Regions from separate parts of the Homo sapiens genome. Here region 2 is linked to region 1. The links are chromatin contacts, found by Hi-C in ENCODE. All regions are on one chromosome and are shown on one strand. The core of a region is the stretch at or near the end of the contact, and the rest is flanking DNA. Distances in the headings are between cores, read along the strand shown. Region 1 holds the start of AIRIM (AFG2 interacting ribosome maturation factor). Region 2 holds the start of PUM1 (pumilio RNA binding family member 1).

What was found. Hi-C counts contacts between places; a loop is a spot of excess contacts on that map. Pooled maps may share reads with other maps.
Region 2: a pooled map shows a loop between it and region 1 (23-fold over the local background). The contact joins the promoter of PUM1 here to the promoter of AIRIM in region 1. A Hi-C loop is called at or near these places in 5 of 50 pooled maps.

The regions. Positions count from the first base shown.
Region 1 is chr1:37,689,019-37,692,039 of GRCh38, forward strand. It overlaps AIRIM (AFG2 interacting ribosome maturation factor), which reads right to left and starts at 1,511. Exons shown (of 5, transcript NM_001350770.2): 1 at 984-1,511; 2 at 588-865. The coding sequence starts at 862. RefSeq lists enhancers at 664-773, 844-903, 1,484-1,673, 2,239-2,749, 2,750-3,021 and silencers at 2,552-2,611, 2,632-2,801.
Region 2 is chr1:31,064,383-31,067,610 of GRCh38, forward strand. It overlaps PUM1 (pumilio RNA binding family member 1), which reads right to left and starts at 1,335. Exons shown (of 22, transcript NM_001020658.2): 1 at 1,234-1,335. RefSeq lists enhancers at 992-1,311, 1,179-2,093 and a silencer at 1,422-1,641.

The DNA.
Region 1 (3,021 bases), core at 261-2,760:
CATATCAGAACTTGGAGACGTGCTACTCCTGGGCACAGAGACACCAATCTACAGCAGAACAAAGTGGTGATTAAGAGCTCTAGCCTTTGTGTCAGGCACACTTGAGTTAGAATCCCAGCTCTACCCTTTTCTAGCTGCGTCACCATGGGCAATCTGCTTAAGCTTCAGTTTCCTACCTGCATAGAATTAAGTGCAGTTAAGTCACAGATATGTTGAAGAGACTTTATAACGTAATATACATAAACCCCTTAGCTCTAGCACCTACTAAGTTTACACAGCTCCTCACTGCCTTTTACCAAAGAAAACTATAGGGCAGAGCTAATAGGCTTTCTCCGCTCCTTTTCTCTTCTTCTTTTGTGACTTCTACTAAGCCCACCACTGCCATGCCTAGTCTCTGACAAAGAAAATGCCAGAAAATGGCTTTCTGACCGAGGTCCCACTGCCCCAGATGAAGTAAGGAAGGTTGAGATACCTCCACATGCCACGCTTTCAAGGAGAAAAACACCTTCTGGACTGACACTAGCTACATATAAAACACCTCGTTTTAAAATCCTTCCACCAAGAAACAGCACTAGGGAGCTGCTTACAGCCTTTCCCCTAGCTTGTCCAGGACGATGTCACCAGCCACCAGCTGCTTACGCCTCAGCCGCTCTTTTAAATCTGGGAAGGCCCGAAGCGCCGGCACATCCTCAAACCGCAGGTTCTGTGCGGCCTGCAGCTGTTCCGCCAGGTTGCTGAGGGAGGACAGGAGGGGCTGGCAGTCCCGCAGGGCACTCTGCCACAGGCCCTGCTGCTCCTCCACCACGGGGAAGCACTTCTTCAGCGCCTCCTGCACGGCAAGCAGAGGCCGGTCTTGAGTCATCTTCTGCTGAAAAAGATAAAAACAGAAAATAACCACGTTGGGGTGCCAAGTCAGTCGGGGAGGCACTGGGTCGAGGGTGGGCGTCATCTCTGTTATCGTGTTCAGACAGGAGTTGTCTCACCTCCAGAAGCAGGGTTTTTTTTTTGTTTTTTTTTCGAGACGGAGTCTCACTGTCGCCCAGGCTGGAGTGCAGTGGCGCTATCTCGGCTCACTGCAACCTCCGCATCCCGGGTTCAAGCAATTCTCCTGCCTCAGCCTCCCGAGTAGCTGGGAATACAGGTGCCCGCCAACACGCCTGGCTAATTTTTGTATTTTTAGTAGACGGGGTTCCTGACCTCAGGTGATCCGCCCGCCTCGGTCTTCCAAAGTGCTGGGATTACAGGCGTGAGCCACCGCGCCCGGCCTGCCTCAGCTTTCTGAAGGAGACCCTGGTTTCCCCTCGGGAAGGGTAACCTGGATAGGGCAGTCTCCTGCTTCAGAGGATTCCTGGCGTCCAAGCGCCGTCTCTTCTCTGACATACAGTCCTGTCTCCCCTGCCCGAGGCTGCCGGTCGCCTTCCTGAAAAAGCGGAAAAACTTAAAAGTCCAGACAGCCAAAGCGTGAGAACCCTCCAGGGACTGCACCACGCGCCCACAGTCTCTCTGCGCATGCTCACACGCGACCTCCCCACAAAGCTACTCCGCGGGCCTGCCTGGCTACTGAGTCGCGAAAATATATCGTAGTGCCGCAATGACTTCTGGGTACTGTAGTCCAACATGTGGACTGGCCACTCGGCTTGAAGCTTCCTTGGGATTGGATGTTGGGACCGTCCAAACACGGCGACTTCTCATTTGTCAGCCTGCGGCAGTTTAAATTGGGTGGCGGTGGTGGCATGTCCTGTTAGCTGTGGAGTCTTTTCCTCTTATCTTGCGCCTCCGGTTGTGCCTTAATGACACTTTTGACATTGTGTATCACAACCAACTGGCAAAAACTAGTAAATCACGGGCTCCTGACGTGGCAGCTCTGGCTAAAATGCAGGTGGACGTCCTAGGTGCCCAGGGAGTTCGGGCTCACTGGGGAGTAGGGTGAAGGAAACCCTGAAACCGAGAGGCTGGAAGCCCGACTTGCGCAGCATAAAAACACCTGCAGGGGGAAAGCCTACATGAGGTACGGGTTGTCATCCCGTCTCATCTTGGCCATCTGACTGATGGAGATCCTCAGGCACCCAGCAGACTGGGGTGTCACCCCCACTACCCACTGCCCAGGGCTGACCTCGGGCGGAAGAGCGACATTCAAATATTTGTTGCATATGGAGCAACAGACCAGGGTGGAAGAGAGAGAAAGGACTTTCCAGGAAGGTCCAGGCTTGCCAGGACTTCTATGCTTGGACTGCTCTGTCCCCAAGCTCGCTGGTGCCCATCAGGAGCCTGCTTGGCACCTTTGCTTATTTCTTCGATTGTTCCTCAACTCAGAGGGGGAGAGGCAAGATTATCACTCCCATAGCCTATAACATGCACGCTTAAACACAACCCCTCTGACATGGCTTCAGACCGCATCCACAGGTGAAAAGCACCAAATCCAAACAATCAGGCCACAAACCCGTCAAGAGCTCGCCGGTCTGGCCGTCCAGTCGCCGCCCGCCTTGAGACTCAGCCTGAGCTACAGCTTCGAAACTAGCCTCTAGCCTTCTGGGTCTCAGCACAACTCTTGAGCAATCCAACCCTGTGGCCGTGGGCAGATACCAAGATGCACAGTTAGCACCTCCGACAGGACCGCGGCTCGGCGGGGCTCGCCGTCTACACGCCCATTCCCAGGCCCACGGCCACGACACCCAGAGCTGCCTCCTGCCCTGGGCTCCCTGGAGCCTGGTGGCCGCGGCTCATGCTGCAGTCACCGTGTGGCCAGCTGCCAAGCGCCACTACTTGCACCTGAAGTCGCAGCCCCGCGCTGCGCACCCAGTCGAGGCGCCAACACGCGAACTGGGCGGGAGTGGCCGGCCCGCGGGGGAGCGAGGAACGACAGGGTTCCCCCCACTCGCTGCCCAGACTGGCCGCGGGATAGCGCGCCCCCCCCAAAGCCTGCACCCCTGCCCTGCTCCTCTATCATTCCGTCCCCCTTGCTCTGTCAAACCCTGCCGGGGCTGCTCTGTCTCTGCCGACCCGCCACTTGCCCGAAGTTCG
Region 2 (3,228 bases), core at 85-2,584, 6.6 Mb before region 1:
AAGAATCAACAGCCCCCCAGTGTTTTATAAAGTTAAAATTAGCAAAGGGTCAAAATGTTTATTTTGCTTACGAAAACTGCATCGGAAGCCACATTTCTTGGGGTTGGGCCTGTCTTAGTAAGTTTTTAGGTGCTTTCAAGAAACAAAATGCTAAGCCTATTGTTTCAGAAGTTAACTGACTTTAAAACAGAACCCAGGAAAAGCTTCATAAAATCTTATTCTTAATTAATCCCAGTAATAACAGGAATTGAGCAAAATGGTATCGAGGGCTGAGAACAGTGTTTTCTTAATTGAACAATAAAAGGTAACAATCTAAGTTACGGGAGAATAAAGCCTTCTCTGGTAATGCTGTGTGTGGGTTTCTGGCTTTGTTTTTTCAGCGGGGGGGGGGGGGGGGGCTATAGGAGGGAAAAGTTACAGGAGTGTATTCCTCACTTGACGTGGGAATGGTACTGACAAGTAAAACAAATGATCTATGTTTACCAAGCATGTTTGTGAGGACTAAAACTAGTATTGTGTATCTAGATTTTCCTACTAGCAAGGGGTGAACCCCTCTTTGAGTGAAGAGAGACACCAACACCGGGAGGCTCAAAAAGGAAGAACCCACCAAAAACACAAGCTCACACGGAAACAAAAGGCCACAGCAACCCAGGAGCCTAAAAAGCATTCTGAAACTTCCTGATCGCCACTTCTCCACATTTAAGGCTCGCAAAGTTCCCCCACGGTGAATCTCGCCTGTGGACAAGGGCCACGGCTGCTTCTAAAGCGATTTATTGTTCCTCCTCCTCCGGCGCTGCCACGGAAGCTCAAGAAGTCGAAGAAATCGGGGTGGCACAGAATTACACTTCATGGCCACACAGAAGACTCGGGGCTTCGCAAACCCATCAAAAAAAGCAACCCGAATGGCAACATCAATCTTCGGTGGTTCCCAACAGGGCCAGGCAAAAATGTAGAGGCACGTCTACGCCCTGGGCTCGGGCCTAAACCCCCAGCATTTTCCTAGCTTCGACCCCGCTCCCCACCCCCTCCCTCCTTTGATAACAATAGGGGCCTTGCTGCTGACTCCAAAACATGTACGAGGAACAGCGAGTGAGAAGCCTCAGCCAGGGCCCCGGCGGCTTTTCCAAAGCCCTTCTCACCCCCACAACCACTCTCAAACACCAATATGAAGGGACAATCTGCTCGTTAGGGGTCCGGAGCAGCGTTTGGGGCCGGTGGGGTGCGGATACTCACGGGCGGAGCGGTAGGATGAAGATGGATTTCAGCCCCCCGATCTTCTCTCTCTGGCGCTCTCGCTCCCCCTTACCTTTCACTCCGACAACATGGCGGCCCACTGGGGACTGGGTTGGCGCGGTGCATCCTGGGATAGGCTCCGGCCCCGGCCCCGGCGGTGGCAGCGGCATGTGCGGAGAAGGCTGGCGGCTCTGGAACAGGTTGCCTGGTTGCCATGCCAACCCAGGGCCTGTGTGAACTCGGGAAACTCGCAGGCAACACAAACGCTGCGCGCGAGTGCCCGCCCGCTAGGCGAGCGCGCGCCGCCAGGGCCGAAGGCGGGGTCCCGCCGGCCCGCACCTGGGAGAACACGGCCTGGAGCTGGGCACGCGGGGTTGCGCCGGTGACGCTCCACCGAGTCTCGGACGCGCTCCTCGCGCCCGCCGCGCCCTCGGAAGCTTGCCCCCGAGCACCACAGCTAGCAGGGTTCGCGGACGGCCACCCGCACTGCCCTGGCCCCAGAGGTGCAGGGTTCAAACCCCTTCTCTGCAGCTTTCTAGCTCTGCGGCCTTATTTAAATCGACCTGCCTCCATTTCCACATTTGTACAATGAAGAAGAAAATAACCCCCACTTAACAGAATGGCCTGGAGGATTAAGTGGAATAATGTATGTTAAGTGCTTTTAGTCTTACTGTCTCAAACTAAACTCAAAATAGATTGAAGGCCGGGCGCGGTGGCTCACGCCTGTAATCCCTGGACTTTGGGAGGCTGAGGCGGGCGGATCATGAGGTCAGGAGATCGAGACCATCCTGGCTAACATGGTGAAACCCTGTCTCTACTAAAAATACAAAAAAATTAGCCGGGCGTGGTGGCGGGCACCTGTAGTCCCAGCTACTCGGGAGGCTGAGGCAGGAGAATGGCCTGAACCTGGGAGGCGGAGCTTGCAGTGAGCAGAGATCGCGCCACTGCACTTGAGCCTGGGCGACACGGAGAGGCTCCGTCTCAAAAAAAAAAAAAAAATAGATTGAAAACAGACAAATCGCAATACTGTAAAAGACCAGAAGAAGATATGGGGAGAAGCTCTATAATTGGAGGAGGGAAAATGTTTATACTCATGAATCAAAGTCAAAAGATCATAAAAGAAAATATTGAAAGAAATATAAACATCTGTACGAGAAGAGATGCCATCAACAAAGTAGAACAAATGGATAAAAAATATTTGCAGTACACGGCCAGGCGCGATGGCTCATGCCTGTAATCCCAGCACTTTGGGAGGCCGAGGCGGGTGGATCATGAGGTCAAGAGATCAAGACCATCCTGGCCAACATGGTGAAACCCCGTCTCTACTAAAAATACAAAAAAATTAGCCGGGAGTGGTGGCGGGCGCCTGTGGTCCCAGCTACTGGGGAGGCTGAGGCAGGAGAATCACTTGAACCCAGGAGGCAGAGGTTGCAGTGAGCCAATATTGTGCCACTGCACTCCAGCCTGATGACAGAGCAAGACTCCGTCTCAAGAAAAAAAATATATATATATACACATATATGTATATATACATATATACATATATATACACATATATACATATATACACATATATACATATATACATATATACACATATATACATATATAAACATATATATACGTATATATACATATATATATATTTGCAATACACATGATAAGGAAATGGTTGATCATCATGATAAATGCAAAATTTCTCCCATCAGGGTCCTGGTGGGGTGGCTCACACCTGTAATCCCAGCACTTTGGGAGGCAGAGGTGGTAGAATTGGTTGAGGCCAGCAGTTTGAGACCAGGCTGGGCAACATAGTGAGGCCTCGTCTCTACAAAAAGTTAAAAATTATCTGGGCATGGTGGCACACATCTGTAGTCCTAGCTACTTGGGAGCTAAAGCAGGAGAATTCCCTTGAGCCCAGGAATTGAGCTGCAATGAGCTATGATTGGGCCACTACATTCCAGCCTAGGAGACAGAAAGAGGCCCTGTATCAAATAA